Linked DNA regions of Homo sapiens: region 2 is linked to region 1. Evidence: chromatin loops called from intact Hi-C (ENCODE). Cell type or tissue: left lung. All regions are shown on one strand. Links, peaks and the distances in the headings refer to the core of each region. The heading gives the core; the rest is flanking DNA.

What was found. Peaks named below come from ENCODE experiments on the same cell type or tissue, not always from the same donor. Only the 100,000 strongest peaks of a DNase experiment are listed, where the experiment ranks them.
Region 2: it touches region 1 in a loop (2.1-fold over the local background); 10 of 110 quality-filtered maps call a loop at or near these places.

The regions. Positions count from the first base shown.
Region 1 is chr3:127,459,006-127,469,697 of GRCh38, reverse strand. No RefSeq gene overlaps it. Among named protein-coding and RNA genes, the nearest start is that of LINC02034, 73 kb to the left of the region's middle. RefSeq lists enhancers at 3,077-3,576, 3,577-4,078. In left lung, for the core only: no CTCF peak of the experiment used is centred there; no DNase peak of the experiment used is centred there.
Region 2 is chr3:127,249,792-127,260,483 of GRCh38, reverse strand. No RefSeq gene overlaps it. Among named protein-coding and RNA genes, the nearest start is that of PRR20G, 33 kb to the left of the region's middle. In left lung, for the core only: no CTCF peak of the experiment used is centred there; a DNase peak (open chromatin) is centred at 5,562.

The DNA of each region.
Region 1 (10,692 bases), core at 790-8,789:
CCAACAAGAACAGTGCAGTAGTTTGCTTCCAGTTCCCATCTTTTCAGTGTGTGCAGGGGGGATGGTTAGGCGACACACAGCCTAAACGTGAGCAAAGCCAGTGATCCTGCCACTATGGTCCTGTCCTTGAGTGGTGCCATGAGGCCAGGAAGGCAGACAGGATGATGGCGGCACCAATTCCACATCACCTGCCAGGAGGCCCCAAGCCGCCCCCTGATCAGAAGCTGCGCGTCTCCAATTAGTCGCCCAGGTGACACACACCAAATCAAAGTCGACACTCTAAATGGGCCAATCAATAGCTCCATTTTCCCCTTCCCACCCTGGTGGGGGAGGGAAAGCTCATTTATGAAACCTTTTCTTCCCCTCATCTAGCAGGCATAAGAAAGCCCAAAGAAATTTGTTTCTCAGTTGCCCTCTGAGACAGCAGGTTTTCCTCTGAAATGTTTTGGGAAACATCTGTGGGGGCAGCCAGAGTCTCATCTTCTGGCCTGAGTGCCTGTCCTCCCATGGCCCTGGGTCAGGATCATGGTGGGGGCAGAGAGGCCTGTCTACATCTCTGCTGTTAAAGCAGAGGGTGCCCCTGCTCTGCCAGGACATAGAGCCCCTGTGTCACCTCAGCCCAAGGGTAGTCCTTCCCCAGGCCCCTCACTCTGCTCCTGGGTGGGGTCAGGCCCCCGATGCCCCCAGGCCTGGGTCCTCTCCTTTCCCTTTCTCAGCCCCTCCCAGGCTGAGACAATCCTTTTGGAGACATAATGTCTGGCAAGAGCCTGCCCCTGCCCAACATGGCATCAATTCATCTTGGTTGAGTGGGTGGTGGGCTGCTCCCTTTTTCCCATGCCTCCCCTGAGCTCTGGCTCAAAAGCTTCTCCCACCTTTGACCCTCTCACCAGGTGTCCTGGAGGCACCTCAAACCCAGCAGGCTCCATACTGAGCCCAGCACCCTCCCCTACACCTGCTTCTCCTCTGTGTTCTCACCTTGGGGAGAGCCCCAGGTTCTACCTGGTCACAGGGGCCAAGAATCTGAATCTGATCTGTGACTTGTCCCTGGTCCCTCTCCATCACTCACCTGGTGTTTGCCATTCTCTCTCCTGCCTCCTCCATATTCCTGTGGCTACCTCTTGTTTCAAGTCGTCACCCTCTACCTGGACCACAGCCATGCTCCTGACTGTGACAATCAATCACTCTCCAGACCTCTGGCCCCCACATTCAGCTCCCACCTGTGCCACCAAAACATTCCCCAAACCCTAACTGTAACCATGTTGCCACCTATTCAAGACCACCCCTGCTTCCTCGTCCTGCTCCATCTCAACCTGCACCCAGCCCTGCTTGTGACACTCCTGACAGAGAATGGCTTTGCCTTCCATGTCGACCCCTCCAGCCTTTGCTTGTGTCATTTCTTCTGCTAGGAATTCCCTTCTCATTTCTGGTGGTCTGCCCCTCTTCCCCATCTAAGCTTTCCTGGACTACCTCTTCTGGCTCCCACAGCCTCCTGGACCTGCCTCCTTCTCGGAACTGACCACAGAGACTCGCAACTACTCCCACCTGCCTCCCAAGACTGAGATCCTGGGATGTCCCCTTCCTCTCCGCCTTCTTGGCAGCAGCCCGCACAGAGCAGTCCATGCAGGACTTGGTCTACATTTGTGGGCAGCAGTGAAGCTGAAGCTTCTCCCTAATGGGGATGCTGGGGTCACCCAGTCATGTTCACTGCAGAGCAAGTTCTCCTGTTGGGTCCAGCTCGCCCACATCCAGGGACCTGGCCTGCAGCTTGGGAGGTTCTAGCCTCCAGGTGACCTGGGATTGTAGCCACAGAGAGCCTCTGGTGGTCTGGGCCCTTCTGCCCCAGAGGAACCCACCCTGGACTGGAGGCGGCCCCCACCCCCTGCCTAATTAACATCCAGAGCGGCTGTCTGCTTCTTTGCTCCATCTCATCTCCAACATTTTTCATGTCTAATCCACCGAGGAGATCTCCTGAAGGCTTTGAAGTCTCTGGGCGCGTGAATAAAGATGTCACCCTGGCACTCGCCGTGCTTCTTAATGAGCATGGGTTTGATGTGGAAGCCGCAGCCCTGGAAGGAAGCAGTCCGCCCCCAGCTGCCACCGCCCCCATTGCATCAGGGCGGCCAGGCCTGCCTGCAGCAGGCGAGCGGGGGTGGGGCTGGGAGAGCCTAGGTTTGAAGCCAGAGCTAGTTAAGGGAGTCTGGGCCAGGCAAGCTGCAGGAGGAAGGGGAGGTGGATGGCACTTATGATTCCCTCCTCTGCCCTCCCTGGCCAGGGACCCCCATGCCCCGTGCCCAAATTCAGGGACCCAGATCAGGCAGGGAGAGTTGGCTTAGGTGAGAGTGCAGGTCAGGGAAAGACGAGGGCAGAAGAAAGTGCCTGGGGATGGGAGGAGAACATGCCTGGTTGGGGGATCAGGGAGGAGGTGGCACCTGCAGTGGGCCTGGGTCGAGGCAGTGGGAGGTTCTTCCCAGGAGTGGCTGGCTCCACTGGCCCTCCATCTCTAGGAACTCCCACCAGCACTCTCACCTCTGTGCCTGAAGACAAGGGGCTCTAAAGCAGTGGATGGGAGCCAGGCTGGCGCCGGGCTCGCTGGGATGAATCCCCTCCATTGCCTGGATGAGGCAGGAGCCTCTCTGTGCCTCAGTTTCCTTATCTGGAATGTGGGGCTGATACTAGGCTCTACCTTGTGGGGGTGTTGGATGACTAGTGAGGCCATTATGTAAAGGACTAGAAATGCCAGATGTATATCACTTCTAACAGTATTACTGGAAGAATGTATCTGGGAGGCCAGGCCTGTGTGGGCCCTGGACCCCATCCTGCTTCCTCAGCCCTTGTCATCTGGTTACTGGCTGTGCCCCTGGTTGGGTCCTGTCATCAGTTGACTTGGAGCATCATGGGTATAAGGACACCACCCTGAGTCCTGCTGAGCAGGGGTCCCATATTCCTGCTGGTGAAGTTGGCCTCGGGGACATCCTCACTTTCTCTTGGAGACACCTGCACCTGCACCCCTCAGCCCCTGCAACCTGCACCCCTCTGCCCCTGCAGCCTGGACCCCTGGCTGCTCCTTTCAGTCTAGTGTTGCAGCATTTAGTAAGCACTTACCTCGGGCTCGGACCCTTCACATGGGTGACCCCAGTTGCCCCCTCACAACCCAAGGGGCAGACACTGCTCTTAGGCCCATTTTATAGAGATTTCAAGGGACCCCAGATGGGCTAGGGGAAGTTTCCCAAGGTTACAGGACAACTGGCAAGGGATGGAGCCAGCATCCGCTCTCTGATGGCCCAGGTCTCAGCAGTCCCAGGAATTCCAGTCCCCCCTGGTGTGGGCCTGTGCCAAAAGCCAGCTGGGCTCTTGTCTGTGCCCACTTAGGTGAGTTCAGCCTGTCTGCCAGGAGGAGTGGGGTGGGGCTCCTGGGGTACTTCCAGTTTGGGTGGTATGGACTGGTGAACCTTTACCCATGTGGGGCCTTAAGAGGCCAGCAGGGCTCAAAGGAAAAGCCCTGCCCACCCCAGCTATCTACTGGGTGGCACTTAGGGGCTCCAGGGGTCGCAAAGGAAGGTCACGTGCTTGGGCCAGCCTGGAGCCACAGGGCAGAGCCTGAGAAGCAGGGCTGGAAGAGTCCATAGCAGGGGTGCTGGGGACTGACAGGGCTGAAGACAGCCCTGGCAGTGGGTCAGCAACCTGGGGCTTGTAAACATGCGTGCAGGTAGGTCCTTCTCTATGGGCCTTGGCCAATCCTGGATGCCTGGGGGCCCCTATGTCACTCCAACCGTTTGGACTTACCTTGTTTTTGCCAGGCACTTCCCTTGATCCTCACACCAATCCTCTCAGGGAGGTATAACTGCACTCTGTTTTACTGAGGAGACAAAGCTCAAAGAGCTTAGGTGACTTGGTTGAGGCCGCACAGCACTGGTTTCCTTCCCTTCCTTGTCTCAGTTCCCATTCCCACCTGGTGCTACCTGGGCTCCCTTATAAGCGACTTGCACTTGAATCCTGGTCTCAGGATCTGCCTCTGGGGGAACCCCATCTAAGACACCTAGCACGGGCTTGGACGATCAAGAGACCCTGCTTGTGTCTTCATGAAGCTGATGCTGATTTAGTGGAATGGTAATGCTTTTCTCCTGGGGAACGTGACAGCTGGTCCTGACCACTCCCAATGCTGGCTGGGGCTGAGCTCTGTGACACCTCAAAACAGCATGGACCAGGCTCAGAGGTGGCCTGTGCATGGCACTGTTGTTCTGGGGGCACTTTTGAAGTAATTAAGCACCTGCTGTAAGCAGGAATCACATACCCTTTGATTGCTAGGGAATGACTAAGGGGTGGCTTCCTTTCTGCCGGATATAGACTACTGGGAGCGACAGGGGTGGCCCTTGGGGTATGGCTGGGGCCTGCAAGGATATCCCACCAAGGACTGCTGGCAGGCTCCACCCACTGATAGCAGAGCACTGTGCAAGGGGCCAATTCTATTCCCACATGCCCCTGTCAAGCTCACTCCCATAAGCTGCTGCACTCAAGGAAAAACCAAGAGGATTAGAAACTGAAGAAACAGAGGCAAGATGTCCATACTGCATGGTGTGGCTCTCTCTGCAGAAGGGCTGGCTGGTTATCTTTTCCCTGAGACCCCCTGGAAGGGACCTGGCTCAGCCGTCTTGGGCAGCACTATCCCTCAGTAATAATTGCCCCTGCCTCTTCCTCTGGAGAAATCAGCCCCAGCCCACTTGGCCAGCTCTTGTCCCTGCTCAGAGGCTGTCATGGCTCCCTGCGAGTGAAGGTCCTGCACCCAGGTGCAGGCTGACCTGTGGGCCTTGGCCGTGTTACCGCTCTCAGATCCCTCAAAGTCTTAAACCTGTTCAGCGCTTGCGCTCAGCCACACCTCCAGGCCTTTGCCCATGCCACTCCCCTCTGGATGGACACGCCCTCCCATTCCTCCTTGCCTAACCTCGTTGCCTGGCATTCAAGGCCTCTCTGATTGAGGCTGTGCCCACCCACCCCACCTCACATTCCTCCTCCTCCCTGCACTCTGTCTCAAACACTGAATCACTTGCAATTTCCAGAATGTGTCCCCGCCTTCTGCCATCCTGCCTTGGCACACACTCTTGGCTCTCCAGGGAGATGGACTTGTTGGCTGTAAGGCACTCTAAGATTCAGAAAGGGCTTTCCCTTTCTGTTAGTAAACGCTGCACTGACCACCCACTAGGCTGACCCCTGAGTGCCGGGCAGAGACACCCTCCCTATGCCAGCAAAACGCTCTCCGTAGGAGCTCATTCTCCCTCGAATCTCAGGGATGGCCTTGCATTCTGATGGGCGCACATGGTGATTTAGGGAAAGGGAAAGTCCACAGTCCACACTGTGGGCTCCTTGCTCCCCGAGGCATGGGCCTGGAAATGAGCCGGGGTGGCTCAGAGCCGGTGGGGAGAGGTTTCCCGCTATTCGCAGCATCTCTGGGAAGATGCCCAGAATTATCCACAGAGGGCATCAGGTGAAAGTGATGGGAAGAGTGGAACCAAGTTGGACAACACACTTCAGGATATTATCCAGGAAAACTTCCCCGACCTAGCAAGACATACCAACATCCAAATTCAGGAAATACTGAACTTGGAGCAGGCACTTTGGAGCCTGAGCAGCGAAGGGAGGGGCTTCTGATGGCAGGCTGACCTCCAGTTCAAATGGTCAAGCAAAGGACTCTGAGTCTAAGAGAACTTGGGGTGACTTAAAATGGCAAGGCAAAGCAAACCAACACAAACAACACCCCCCAACCACCACACTCACACATGCCGCGGGAAACAATGTAGTATTACGCGGGAGAGCAGGGACTCTGGAGCCAGACTGCCTGGGCTCAAATCCTGGCCTTGCCACTTATTTTTGATATGACCTTGGATAACTCATCTAACCTCGCTGTGCCTTGCTTTCCTCAAAACTGCAAAATGGAAACATGAGTAGTGGCTGCCTCATGGTTGATGTGAGGGATTCTGAGAGTTAGCGTCGGCTCTAAACACTTGTTTAGGACAGTGCTGCAGTAAAGTATTATTCCTACCACTGCAGAATGGATGGAAATGGGTCCATTCACACTGCAGAGTACTATACAGCATGTAAAAATAATGGGCCCTATCTGCGTGTGTCAATGGAGAAAGAAGTTAGCAATTTGGGCGAAAAAGCATGTTGCAAGTTAATGTATGTGATATAACATTTATGACAAAGCACAAAATAATAACATATTCTATGAAAATAGATATATATAAGCACATGCATGCACAGACATACATGCACATACACATGTATATATACATGTAAGTTAATAGGAAAAGAACTGGAAGAATACCATGTGCTGATATTTGTGGTGTTTTTGGGGAAGGTGAGGACGGCATTGGTGGTGGGTGGGGGCTGGGGAAGGTATTTGAAATTGGGGTGGTGAACAGGGGGACTTTACCTTATCTGTAATGTTCTGGTTGTTCAAAAGGAGAGTGTATAATTACTTGTTTAATAACAATTTAATTAAAAAATAGTAGTGACTATTGGAGAAGGAGCATGAGCCATGAGTCACCTGCTGTGGGTTGGTACCTGTGACCCATGGTATGGTCCTGCCTGCGGGGGAAGGATGGCAGGGCAGGGAACACACCCTAAGCTCCATGAAGAAATATCTAGTTTGAAAAGGCATTTCTGTGTGAGAGAATAATTTCATATTTGGAAAATGAAAGGGAATTAGCTACTTTTCTTGTAATATAAACAACAGGAAGTAAAGCTAAACAAAATCCTCTAGACAGTTGGGGCTTGGATTTCAAAAGAGAGAAATACCGACCGTCGCCAGGCCGTTTTTTGTTCGGCATGTGGCATGTGTTGCTTTAACCCTCAGCCGCCTCTGTGGGGTGGCATCACCTCCTTTCTGCACCACAGCCACTGAGGCTATGAGAGGGGAAGTGAGCTGAAGACAGAAGCAGGTAGTGCAGGAACTCACTTCTGGACCATGTCCACCACCGCCCCCCAAGGCCTGTGCTGGGCATCTGCACTACATCGCTGTCTCCGAAGAGGGAAGGCCAGTGGCCTGCACATTCAGCAGCAGGAGTCCATGCCTATCTCTGCTACCAGCTTCCTTTTACTATTCTCATTCTCAACAACCAGCAGAATTCCACTTTACTGAACACTTACTGTGTGCATCTCATACACATTGCAATAACCCCCTGGGCAGGTTGTAGTAGATTGATTACAGAAATAGATCCAGTTCCTCATTCCTCCCTATGACCTCACACCTTTGCCACATGATGAAGAGCCTCCCACAAAGGGGCGGGAATCCGTTGCTCCACCTTGTCTCTGCGCTGTTCCGTGACCTGCTTTGGGCAGTAGAATGTGGCCAAGTGACACTGTGCTTGTTTCCAGACTGGGCCTCAAGAGGCCTTGTCCACTTCGATGCTTGCTCTTGGGACTTCCCAGATGCCATGGGAGCCAGCCTGGGCTAGCCTGCAGGAGGATGAGAGACACGTGGCCCCAACACCACCTGCCATGTGAATGAGACGCAGCTCAGGCTGAGCTGCCAGCGGACCCAAGAAGCATGAGGAGTACATTGCTAGCTGGTTTGCAAATCCTCTGTGTTTTGCGGTAGTTTGTTAGGCGGCACTATTGGTGATAATAGATAACAGGCAGTAAGGCTTAGCCCCCTTTGACTGAGGAGAGAGCTGCATTGCAGAGAGGTTAAGTGGCCCTGAGGTGGGCGGCCAGCCTGGACTGCCACACTTTGAGCTACAGTCTTGCCTGGGGATGAGTTTTCTCCCTCTGATCAGTTCCACCTCTAGCACAGAAAATAAGGCTCTGCATCTTGCCCTGCCTCTTCCTCCTGCTGTATTCAAGGCCCCAAGGATAATTCACCTGTGAAGACACTCTGGGGAAGCCCCATCATCCCTGAGGCCCCCACTCTGAATTTCCATTCTGGGGAATGGCCCCTGCTTGATTTGATTCTGTAGGCCAGGCTGGCCCCAGGGAATCAGGTTGGCAAGAATATAGGACTTTACTGAGTAATTATAAGATTAGGCATCCCCCTTGAAATTAAATGCTACCTCTTTACCTTCCAGAGAAGAATCCCACCCCCCACCTGCTACCATGTAATTATCTGGTGAATTACTCTACGGAGGTCTCACAGTAATTATGCTAGAAGTCAAAAGCCAGCAATTCTTCCAGTCATTACAACCAAAGAATTAGCTTTCATTGTGTGAGCCTGCCGTGCCGCAGCAGCGGAGGCCAGCCCCAGAGCACTCAGTCCTCCTGCACAGGGCCGTGCCTCGCACCTTCCCTCCCACCTGCCCGAGAACAGGCTTCGTGCACAAGAGGGGAGCCCCAGGTGGAATGACTGTTTCCTCCCGGCTCCCATAACCTGCTACGGTGCTGACCTCTTAGTGTGGCAGGTGTCTACTTCCTCATTTGCTTCTATCTTGACTGTGGGTCGTGAGGGCAGGGGCTATGTTTGAGCCATCACTGCACCCATAGTCCCCAGCACAGGGCCTAGCACAGAGCAGGTGCCAGCAAATGTTTGTTGAATAAAGTTAGTGAGCATGAATGAACTTGCAAGTGTCTGGTAAAATTATTGACAAATATTCATTTCAAGCATGTTCAGATTGACATACTCACATGTCACCAAGAGACAGCAGGGTGCTAGGAGTGTGGGGCTGGGGGTTAGTGCCTGGGTCCAGCCACTCACAGGGTATGTGCCTGCTTCCTGCCTTGGTTTCCCCATCTGACCTATGGGGTGGTTGTCAGGATTACATGAACTAAACTCAGGGCTTGCTCCAGCACCTGGTACAGGTGCTAGAAAGAGTTTGCTTCTAAGATGATGGGGTGGGGTCACAGGCTGGGTTCTGACACGCTCCACTAGAGGCAGAGAAAGTGGTCTTGAATAGTCATCAGTCAGGGATGAGGATGGCCCAAGGGTGGCACCCAGAGAAAGGTGGTAAATGGGGCAAGAGGAGGATTTGGGGCTAAACATACCAGTGGAGTGCATGCCTGGGGCTGGCCTGTCACTTCCTCCAAGGGGTGCCTGGCTCATTCAGAGGGACCAGGTGGGACAGAATCTCCCCGGCCTCCACGTTCCCAGCAGAGTCTATGGCTGAGACCTCAAATGTCTGGAACCCAGCCTACTGAGAATGCAGGCAAGGCCCAATTCACAATGGTGGCAACCCACTCAAGTGCCAAGCTGGACAGTATTGGTGAAGGTCAAAGGCCAGGAGCTGGAGGAAAAGGAGAGAAACAAAGGGGAGGTGGGAATTTGGGTGGAGAACACACAGATGTAATCTGTTCCCATGTGCCAGAGCTGGCCACCCAAGTCAGAGCCCCATCTCTGTCACTGGGTGGCCATGGGCAAGTTGCTTTGCCTCTCTGAGCTCTTGGTTGAATAGCTGTGTCCAACCGTGATGGCTATAGAGAGAATTCAGGCTGTGAACGTGTGTAACATGCACACAGAAAAAATGCCCAACCAATGCTGTGCCAAAACCAAAAAGAACCAGGCATCTCCCTCCATTGCCTTGAGATTTGACTCATCAGCCTTTCTCACACTCCCTCTCCTCCTTGAAGCATCTTCTGCAGGTTCCCACTGAGACCAGCTGGGGCACCCCACATCACATATCACCAGGCATGGAGGAGGGGGCTGCCGTCAGTTCCACAGGGTCAGGGCTGCAGAGCCTGGCTGTGGAGTGAACTCCAGAAACCTGGTTTCTCTTTGCCCTTTTAGCCACAGCCCACTCCCTAAATGGGTGTGAGCAACATCTGGTGATGGCTGTTCAGACTTGTGGCAGCCTGTTGCACAGACGTGTAACTCTAGCCACAGGATTTGGTCCCCAAGGTGCATTTCTGAACAAAGAGGGACAAAGGCCTTTTAGTCCATCTAAGATCAGGTTCTCCCCCAAGGCAAGGTCTTCCCACACTGCTGTCGGTGACATTCAGGGACCTCAGCATTTTTTCTGGCTTTGTTTCTTACTGGGCTGTCCTCGAAACCCTGCCATCATGCACACACCTCCTGCCTGCATACGTTGTTCTTTCTGCCTGCTGCACTCCTGTGCTTCCTCAGAGGCCTGCACCTTTTTCTGTGGGGGCGCTGATGGCTCTGACTTCTCTGCCCCTCTGCAGGCTCTCCCCATTTGGCCAGATGCAGTGGGTAGGGACCCATCTCTGGGGGTCCAGTCTGGCACCAGGCAGGGTCCTGCCTGTGTTCTGGGCAGAACTGAATGGAGGAGGAGAGTACCTCTTTGTGTCCCTGCCTGCTCCAGCCCTGGCCCCCTCTTGCCCTCCCCCATCTCTTCACCTGTCAATCTTGTTTCCCTTCTCTCCTCCCGAGCAGGGACCCATTCTGGGCTCCCTGTGGTCTGCGAATGGCAATCTGAGGTTCCCCGCTGAGCCTCGCTCCCTTTCAATCCACTCTGCCTTCCATCGCTTCATCATTGTAGTCAGGCCGAGACATGGACTGAATGAGGCAGCCGCTCAATTCGAGCCTGGTACAAAGAGAGTATTTTGATGTTTTCATTTCTTTCTAGTTCAATAATTCGAGAAAACACATAGATTTGGTGCTGGTTCCAACAGGCTCTCTACTACTTTTTAAAACTTTATGTTGGTTAAAAAGTATATAGGAGATGGGGTGTGACTGACTGTGGGGCCCTGGGGGTGCTGCTCCGCCCAGGCAGCGGATTAGCCAGTCCTGAGGCTCCTGCTCCCCCCTGC
Region 2 (10,692 bases), core at 1,567-9,566, 210 kb after region 1:
TGTGGATTTAGCATGGGAGAGGAGATGGCACCTTGTTCCAAGCCCATCGCGCAGGATGGGAATTGGCTCCATGGCTTGTAATGTCACTCATCATGTTCTGTCCCATTTTTGTTCTACTTCTATAGCAAACATAAATGTGGTCTTCTTCAAAGATATCATCTAACTGGTGATCTACGTTCTATAGGAAAACAATTGATTTTGAGTATATTGCTATTGTGTTCAGCCACTTAACTGAAGACCTTCAATCAATTATGATTAGCTTATCACTTAATTATCTGTATAAGAATTAGATTAGGCAGCAACTAGACAGACCCAAAATGTGAATGACTTACACAAAAGCCCAAAGGAGTGGCCCAAGGTCAGCACAGCGGGCTCTCCATGATATCCCCATGTTCCTTCAAGCTCATTGTCCTCCCCTCCAGGATGTGGCCCTTGCCTGCATAGTGCAAGGTGGGCAGCTGCAGCCGTCAAGTAAGCTCTGGGCTGCAGCACCGAGGAGAAGAAAGAGGAGGAAAAGGGTGGAGCATGACTTTAAGGAGGTTTCTGGGAAGCTGCCACACGGCCACACATAGCTGTGAGTGGGGAAATGTTATTTTCCTCCAGGTGGCCATGCTAAACACAAGATTTGATCACTACGGAAGAAGGAGGGAAGGGATATCAGCAGACAATTAGCTGTCTCTGCCATGATTCATTGACAAATAATAACTGTTTTACCTCCCCACTTTAAAGACCAGTGCCTCCTATATTTGTTCCGGAGACGAGAGACGATGGTGTGCATGATGACCTCTTCAAAGCCCAGTGGTCACTAGGTCCTCGTCACTCCTCCATGTATGCACCCCACACAGGGAAATGAAACAGAAAGGAGATATGTTTTGAGAGCTGTCCAAGGAGACTTGCTGCGGGGCTGGATGGGAGAGGTGAGGCTGAAGGACAGAGGCTGACTCTCCCCGGTCTCTCCACGTGCATGACCAATGGGAGACACGGCTTCAGCCAAGTCTGGGGAGACAGGAGGAGCCGCAGGCAGTGAGGGAGGGTCTGAGTTCAGTGTTTACCAGCAGAACGTGGGATGTTTTTCAGAGAAGATGTTTCCCAGAGATCACCGACAGACCAGGAGCTGGAGCAGGGCTGCTGGCCTCACATGGCCGCTGCGTCTGGGCCTTCCCCTCACCTCCTGTTTCCCATCCCCAGTGGACCCCTGATGATACTGGGTCCCAAGGGTCAGCCCCTCAAGAGGGGCCCCTTCTGTGCCTTCCTCACTGACAATGCACAGGCTTTCTGGACCCCAAGACCAGCTCAGAACCTGCACATAGTAGGTGCTCAGGAAAATTTGCCATTGGAGCAAATAAGAACAGAGAAGAGGAATAGAGTATTGAGTCTTGACAGACCCAAAGAGCCATACATTTCTCCCTTGTCCCTACAGGACCCTGAAAACCCCCAAAGCAGGAATAACAGCTAACACTTATTGACTGGAATCTGAGCTCACTAAAAGCCTCCATCCTGGAGTTGCTGGCTCTGTCACCGCTGAGATGAGTCTGCATGTCCTGCAGTTTTGACTTCAAACCAACATCTGTGGTCAGCTCTCCACTCCCTGCCAATACAGCCAGCACTGTTCTGACAGCAGTCACTAAGCTTGAGGTTCAGTAGCACTGGGGGTGTGTACCGGGGGCCCTGTTGAATGGGTCTTCTAGGAGACTCATGGCCTATATTTTAACTCACACTATCACAAATGTGCCCTCTGAATGTGGTGAACATCTACCAAGCCAGTTTCACATAAGGTCATGGGTAAGCTCATAAACAATGCAAGCATCCTCTTATTTATTTGAGTCTCTCATTTAATCCCAGGATGACTGAAGAGATGGGTGACTTATATAGAATGAAATACTGATGTTCCATGTCCACATGAGAGGTGGACAAGAGGCCCTCGGGGGACAGGACAGGCCTCTCAGTAAGCAAGACAAGGAGAGATGCAGGCAGGTTTCCTAGAGGGAATTTCTAAGCAGATTCTAGATGGCTGGATTAGGCTGGATGTAGTAGAAACAAGAAAGGCATTCCAGGGTGAGGGGACAGCATGTGGAAGGCATGGGGTTAAGGGGGTGAGCTCACTCTCTGAGCCCTGTGTGTCCTTCTCTCCTACTAGGGGCGGTGAACCAGGACTTTGTACGTCAGGACACATCTTTTTCAAAACTCTGGGGGGACTCACATTGATTGGGTCTTCATTAGAACCTCCATTCTTGAGTGTTAGTGGGAGTTTGGCTGGGGGCTTCATCAACCCCAAACAACAAACTTTGCAGGGGGTGAGGGAGCAGGCCTGGATTTGGGGTCGGGATTAGGGATTGGGCAGATGTGAGAGTGCTGGGCTAGAGCGGGTTATCTGACACTGGACAAGCTCAGGGCCTGGGGGTGGGCTGGGGAGGGAGGTCCCAGGCTGAATAATACCCAGAGGCTGGCCTCCTAAAGGGAATTCCAGGCCTGGGTCGGAGGGACGCCGCACATGGTATGTCTCCCGCATGGCAAGGAGAGGAGCCACAGCAATTCCTTATTACAGCCCCTAAGACAGAAGGCCCTGGAGCTGGTCCCCCACCACCCGCTCAGAGCCTACTGCCCTGACAGCTGGAGGCTGGGGGCTGATGGGGCAGGACCAGAGGCCTGAGTCTTTGTGGAAGTCTGGAGCCCTGAGGAGGGCCGGTTCTGTGCACCGGCCTGTGCCCTGCCCAAACAGACTTCTGCAAAGTGACCTGGTTCCAAATGGCATCTCCACTCCAGGGAACACACCCAGCTTTCTGTGGAGAGAACAGAGGTGAGAAAACGAGGAGGAACAGAGACCTGCTCAGGAGGAACAAAGGCCTGCTCAGCGGGGGAGCCAGCTGTCAAGGGCCAGGAGAATCTTGGGGAAGTTCTAGCACCTTCCACCTCCCACGTAGGCATGTTCTGGGAGCGCTTCTGCTTACTTGAGTTGTCTCAGCTTCCCTGAGCTGGGGTTACTCTGCCCAAATGCCAGGTGAGGAAACCAAGGCTTAGACAGGCTCACTCACAGACCAGGACGAACTGCATCAATGTTTTGTAGGTGGCAGCACAGGGACTGGACCTGGGACCCAGGAAAGGGCAAGGACCAGAGGGGACTGCCCTGCTCAGCAACCCTCAACCCAGGTGGGAGGGATTGGGGAGGTAGGGGTGTTGAGGGGGGACACCGTACAGGTGTGCAGTGGGGAGAGGGGAAAGGAGCAGAGCTGGGGCAAAGGGAGGGGGTATTGTGGTGGATGGTGAATCCACGTAGGGAAGGAGAGGGCACAGAAAGGCTGGCAGGCCCAGGTCTAACCCCCATTGGTTATCAGAAGGGTTGGAATCGGGGGCTCATGGGAGTGATCTGGCAAACAGACGCTTAGGGATGGGTCGAGTTGAGGCAAAGGGCAGGGCTGTTAACAAGGGCAAACCCCCTAAGGGCAGGGTGGCCAGGGAGGAGGCGGGGCAGGGCTCTGCAGGAGGATGGAAGGAGAAGGAGAGGATAGCATGAAGAATGAATGCTGGCTGGATCTTCCATAGGCTGTGGACTGTGGAAACCCCGAGGTGGCCAAACCCACTGCCATGTGACAGGAACAAGCCGCCCCACCCACCAGAACAGGGCTGAGCACACAGACTCAGTTCAGGAATCAGAGAACAGAATTACCCTTTGCACATCTGAGCGCCTAGGAAATGTGAACCTGCTTCAGATTCGGAACGTAGTGGGATGAATCTTTTTGCAAAACTATTCAGAAACAAACAACTTGAAAAAGAAAAGGACTGTGCATGATGGGAAGGCTTTTTTGCAATGTCACCAAAGGCAGAACCACTGAAGAAAAATTGATGTGATGACAAAAAAAAAAAAAGTTTAAACATCTGCATGCCAAAAAAAAAAAAAAAAGCATCAAAAGAAAAACTGGAAACAGAAAAGCAAAATAAAAACATAGACTATGTAGAGCCAAGCCAGGAGAAGACTCACAAAGGCCGATAGACACATGGAAAGCTGTTAACTTCAAGAATAATTGAAGAAACTCAAATCAAAGTTAGAGGGTGATGTTATCTTTGTTTGTCAGATTGGCAGATTCCAGGGTTCAGCAGGTGGGGCTCCAGGCCCTGGGGAAAGCACATGCCCATGGGTGGCTAGCGGGACTAAATTGGAAGGGAGAGCCACTTGGAAACTGCTCTCAAATTCAAGATGTCTATTTCCCTTGGCCCTGCTATTCTGCTTCCTTTTCCAAGATGAATTAACTGAAAAAGGAAATTTACTGAGGTCGGGGGCTTTTGAATTAACTCCAGGGGCAGGGGCTTTGTAGTGCGAGCTGGTTTGTGGAGCTGTACGGGGAAGGAGAGAGCGGTGCCTCTGAGGTGCACACATCCCCTGGCCCCATCAGATCCATGCCCAGGTGAGGGGCTCAGAGGCCCTTGTCTTGCCAGGGTGTGCCTGTGAGGAGAGAGTCCCAGGAGACAGGGCAGGGAGGATGCCCTGTTGTAAGGAAGGAGGTGGCAAATGAAATTTTCAGTCCCATCAGAAAAGAGTTAGTGGTGGGGAGAGGGTGGGAAGAGCAGGACTGGATTTGGATTAGGCAGAAGAGCTGCTATGAATCCTGGATCCAGGGGAGGTGATTGGACAGCCTTCCCCGGGGGAAGTCCAGCCCTTCTCACCGGGAATCGAAGAAGAAGGAAGGAGGTCGACACACTAGGGGAAGCCAAGCTGATGTGGAGGGGGCCCCAGTAGGTGGGCCTGAGGCCCTGTGCCCCAGCAGAAGGACTGTTCCAGCCATAGGTCCCTTGTTTCCTCCCACATCCCACCAGGAGAACTCAGCCCAGTCCTGGGGCTCTCAGAAGCCAGCCAGCCATGGGGACCCAGCAGCTGACTCTCTCAAGGTAGCCACTTCTGTCACCTGGTGGGTGGGACAGCAGCTGCTCCCCTCTGGAAGGATTCAGTGTCTCCATTTCTTTTTCTTTTTTTTTCTTTCTTTTCTTTTTTTTTTTTTTTTTTTTTTTTTTGTGAGACGGAGTCTTGCTCTGTTGCCAGGTTGGAGTGCAGTGGTGTGATCTCGGCTCACTGCAACCTCCGCCTCCCGGGTTCAAGTGATTCTCCTGCCTCAGCCTCCCAAGTAGCTGGGATTACAACCATGTGCCACCACACCCAGCTAATTTTTGTATTTTTAGTAGAGACAGGGTTTCACCATGTTGGCCAGGATGGTCTCAATCTCCTGACCTCGTGATCCACCCACCTCAGCCTCCCAAAGTGCTGGAATTACAGGCATGAGCCACCATGCCCGGCCCAGTGTCTTCATTTCTAACATGAAGTTGGGCCAGGCCATGATTCAGTTAAGCCATGGTTGTGTCCTCCCCAGTTCGTAGCTAATTGTAAACTGTACCGAGGGAAAGGCTGTGTGGGAACCCTGGGCTCGCCTGGATATGACGGAGGTTCCTGGCATGCTCAGGAGATGCCTGAGGGGCAGGGCAACAAGCAAACCTTCCAGCTGGGCCTGTGGTGCTGGTGAGACTCAGCCAACCCGCTGCAAACTGCGGCTGCACCCACTTCTAGTGGGGGCCTTTGGAGTGTAACCTCATCTCCATGCAGCTCATCTGAAGCCTGGATGACAGAGCCCCACCTGCTGGGGAAGCGTGGGCTCTTCTGGGTACAGGCCACAGGAAGGGACATGTTTCCATTTCACTTCATATACTTCTGTCTACTTCGTCCATAAGCGTGCACTGCTTTTATAATTAAAACCTTGAATAAAGATTTTTTTTTTAAGAAAAGACAAAAACAAAAACCAGGGCATGGCACAAGAAGCAAACTATTATTACTAATATTAATAATGATTATGATAATATTATTAATAATAATTAAGATCATCATTGCTAGCACTGTCATTCCCTACAATGTCACGGTATGATTATTGTCAGACGAGCTTTGCCATCCTCTGAGCTGGGTCAGTGAGGCTTTGGATTCCCAGGAGCCCAGCTTGCCTTGAATCTGCAGCTGGGCTGTATGTCTACCGTGCAGAGGAGCTGAGGGAAAAGGATGGCTGTCATTGTCCTGGACACAGAGCCTGCAGGGAAGGAAGTGAGCGGAGGGCAGCTGTGACTGAGTGACTGAAGAAGCAGAAAGAATAGGAGAAGCAGGGGGTCGATGTTCCTTTGAGAATTCCCCCCTTGGAGATGCCAAGGGGGCTGTAAGAGCCCTAACCCAGGAAGGTCCACGTGGGGGCAGGTCCTGGTGTCTGGGATCCAGCCTGTCCTCACCCCTTTTCAGCAGTGTCTCCAGCCCCTGCCCCCACATACCAGGAGCTGCTCTGGAGCTCACGCAGTGGTGTGTGTGTTCCAGCTGGGTAATAACGTGTTCTCTCTTCTGTGCTCAGAGAACAAAGCAGATCTGTGCGAGGGCTGCTGAGGGGGCCCGGCTTGTGCCTCCTGCTTCCAGGTGACTGGTGCAGATGGAGTGGGGAGGGCTGAGTTCACCAAAGAGGTGGGGTGGGATAGGATCCTGGGGTGGGAGCTGGGTTATGGAAGTGGGTCAGGGAAGGGCAGGGAACAGCCTGTGCAGAGACCCTGAGGAAAAAAGGAGGCTGAGCCCTTGAACCTGAGGCTGGACTGTGCTGGGCAGGTCTGGTGGGCACCAGCAGGGTTGAGAAGGGATGGGCTGGGGAAAGGAGCAGGACTTGGGCCCTGAGAGCCCTGGGAAGCCATTGACGGTATTTAAGCCCAAGGAGTGACCAATTTTCCAGTTCTACAACATCTCCAGGGCTGAGGAGAGTGGGCCAGGGCAGGGATGATAGGACAGTGAAAAGGCTAGATGAGAGAGAATTTAATCATCGGGAGTTGGGGCTGGCCTGGACAAGTCGGGAGACAAGGGCACCGGCAAGATGGACCAAATGTATGGAAGATGGAGGGGCACCCGGTCCCGCTGCAAAGGCTGTTGCTCAGACTCGTGAGACCAGGTCATGGGGAACTTGTGAGATTTCCATTGAGAATTCACCTGCCTGGCGAAAGACTAGAGAGACACAAGACACAGGCTGGGAAGGCCTGATATCATACACTTAATCCTCCCCAAACTCACAAATGCATTTAATACAATTCCACTTAGAAACTCAATTGTTTGTTTTGAGATCTGAGCAAAATGGTTTTAAAGTTTACATAAACTAAAAACACATGCCCGCAGAATGCACAAAAAGACATTCCTTTGTACATAATAGAATGATGTCCTTTGGGGAGAGGGCAGGAGTGTAACTGAGCATCCCAGCCTCAAAAGTATTTAAAATTTTTCCCCTTTCTTGCTTTTGGCCTTGAAACACTTTGAAACGCCTCCCTTTCCACCAGGCACTTTCATGAACAATGTTCACTTATCTAATTATGTGCTTGCTTAGAAATTCCAGGGGCCAATTTGGAAACAAACCAGGCAGAGTGGACCAGGTGCAGAATCTTCCTGCTTAGTAGGGTTAGGAAGAGTGAGCCCACCACTATGGTGCTGAGGTCACCAGGATGATGCAAACTGGACCCCCAAATAGGCAATTACTCAAGATAACCATAGGAACAGACATGCAGCCCTGCACCCTCCTACATATCTCCACACCTTTTCCTTCTTAAACCCCTCACTCTGACCAGAAGGCAGAGATGGTTCTTTTGAGGCTTGAGCCCAGCCATTCTTCCATCTGCTAGCATTTGACCAGTAAAAGCTGCTTTCCTTCCACCACACTTCTCATGCTTTGACTTCTGGGTGGTGAACAGCTGGACATGAGCCATTTATAAACTCAGTGCCTCATGTAAGGAGCTGTGTGTTTTGAGCGGCTCAGCCTGTACATCTGGCTTCCAACTAGTGGAGCAATTGGCTGTGGCAGTGCCAGGGCTCACCCACTTATATTACCAGAAAGGGCAGGGGTTACTTGCAAATGCCAGCTGCTCGTGGCCAGCTGACCCTGCCACTGGGACTTTAGGGAATTCCCAGCAGCTGCTGAAACCACCTTTATCTCAAGGATCTTCCCTTCCCTCCTCTTCTTGGCATCAGCTGCTGTCCCTCTGTCTCAAGGGAAGCAGCATCTGGGAAGTCGACAGACTTCAAGGACTGGGTAAGTCAACTAGAGTGCACCTGGAAATCCTCTGTCTCTGGCCTCTGGGCTCTCCAGCTATCTACAGCAGTATTGGTCGTCTGTGCTGCCATCTTGGCCTCTGTGCCATCTAGACCTAACACAGGTTAGTCTGTGGTGCCTTTTGGACCTCTGTGAAGTCTGGACCCAACACAGGTCATCTGTGGTGCCATCTGGGTTTGAGACAAGATCTCAGGACTTTTCCCCAGCCTCCCTTCTTCAGGGAGCAGTTTGGAGTCCCCTGTCTGCATCTGCATCTGTGTTTGTGTCTCTGTTTATTGTTACCCCTCTCTTTGAGGGTGCTTTGGCATGGTCTCCATCCCACCAGCCAAGACTAAGTCAGAAAGTAGCAAGATGGGTTGCTGCTCTCCTCCCTAGGGGAGAAACAGTTTCCAACATCCCAGCCCTGGATTTTGTCATCGTCTTTGGGACTCTAGTGTACTTCCTGTATCTGTGTCAAGCTTTGTAGGGGGAGAAAGCATGTGAACTCTTTTCTAGACTATCTGGGACTTGAGCTGGTTACATATTATGGCCAGTTTCTGTGCACATTTTACACTGATAGGCAAATGACAGTAAAGAAAATCCAGAGCTCAAATGGTTAACATGGAACTATAAAGGTAAGCAGAGTCTTCTAAAGCTCTCTGTCTACTTCTCTCTGCCTGCTTTGAATGTGCTGGCTGCTTTCAATGTGCTGTTACGAAGCTACTGCTACTGAAATGAAGCTTACTATTTGAAGGTTACTTGGAGATTTTGTTTTTCTTATAAAGTTTATCCACTATGGCTAAAATGGAAACATTACAAAATCATTTGAAACTGAATGAATAAAAAGGTAAACAAGGTTTTTAGAACAAAATTGCTGTAGAGACTGCTTTATCCAAATTTTGGTTCACAGTTTCTTAGATCAGGGCAAATGAGGTTTAGCCATATGACCAAGTTCGAGTTTCATCAGAAAGATAATTTGGACCCAGCTATCTTTTATCAGGTGGTAAGTATGTATTGTTATCTTATGGCTAGAGTTCCCAGGTAACAGCTATTGGATTCTTGTTTGTGCATATATGTATAGGTGTTTGGATATATTTGTATATAGGTACATGTATTATGTTATATGTTGTATCTAGCATTCTACCAAATTGGTTTATAAGTAAATGACTACTCATAAATTAACTCCAAATGCTTTTCAAGTTCATGTGAATCTTTAGTAAATACACCTGGTTTTAAAATCACTGATAAAAATAGAAATGTCTTCAGAATTGTCAGCATAAATTTTCATGTGAGTTTATTGACCAAATGGTTTTATATTTGTCTCTGTCTATATATTAAGGTATCATGGTTTGACATAAAGGTTATAGGACTATAAAGCCATCCAGAAACAGAATGATCTTTGTTTTTGCGATTTTTTTTTGATAAATAAGACTAATTAAGATTCTTGGTTCAAGGCAAACAGTGAATCTTTTGAGTTATCAGCAAAATGTGTTTAAGGTTCTTAAGTGTTCACCTGTTATTCAGACTTTTTAAATGGCTAACAATAAAATAACTTGAAATAATGACTAGTTTTGTCTAATATCTCAGTTTTCAGAAGTAACCTAAACTGTTAAAAATGCAAAATTTGAGTATTTGTAAATGAGATAAATGCTTGCAAGTAGACTTTTGTATACTTGAATTAAATAATAGCTGCTCATTGAAGGTTTGGGTCATTTCCAATAAAAAAAATTATAGTATGGGAAAACATGTTCCAAAAATTATGGAATGGTTTGTTTATTCTGTAAAATGCTAACATCTGACAAACAGTTCAGGATTTCTTGCTTCCTAGGTTTTCACTAAAATGCAAGGTTACAAAGAACGAAAATTCTAATTAATATATCATTCCACAAGCTGTGTTCTTATTGAAAAGATAATTTTATGTAATTTGGAGGTTATTTAAAAGTTATTTATAAAAGAAGGTAGAAAAAATGGTAAGTAGGAGAGAGATGTGAAGAAAGTTGTGGATATGAAGATGTATTTTTGGTAAGAAAAGTTATAATGGAAAGAAAATGATTTTGTATAAAAAAGAAACTTATTTTCCTTAGGGTAAATTTTTGCCCTAAAGAAAAATGACTTATTGTTTAGGAAAGAGAGAAGTATAGGACACGTCAGAAAATCCAAACATGTCATAAATGGTCATTGTAAGTCATGATAAGGTTCATGAAGGGGAATTTATAAAAGGAATTTCATATGTAATTAAATTAGCTATAATTAAAGGGAATTATTTATAATAGTTTTTCTAAAGAATGATTCCCTATGTTAAAACAAAGTTTTCTAAAGGTATTGATTTGCTCTTAATGAAATTACAATATATTTTGCATTTTAATTCTATAATCTGTTTCTTTTAAAAACTTCTCAGATTCATATCTCAGAAGTTCAACTTTTGTTGTGTCTTGCTGCTTTCATCTTTTTCTCCCTTTGAAAAGGCCTGAGATGATAACTCTCCTTCAACTTTTTCCATCAGCTCCTATAATTTTTCCCCTACAGTTCTGTTGTGGCCTGATGCAGAAATGTTTTATCCTAGAGGTCTATAAAAACAATATTTTCCCCAGTAAAACTTGATTCTGTAATCTTTTCTTTT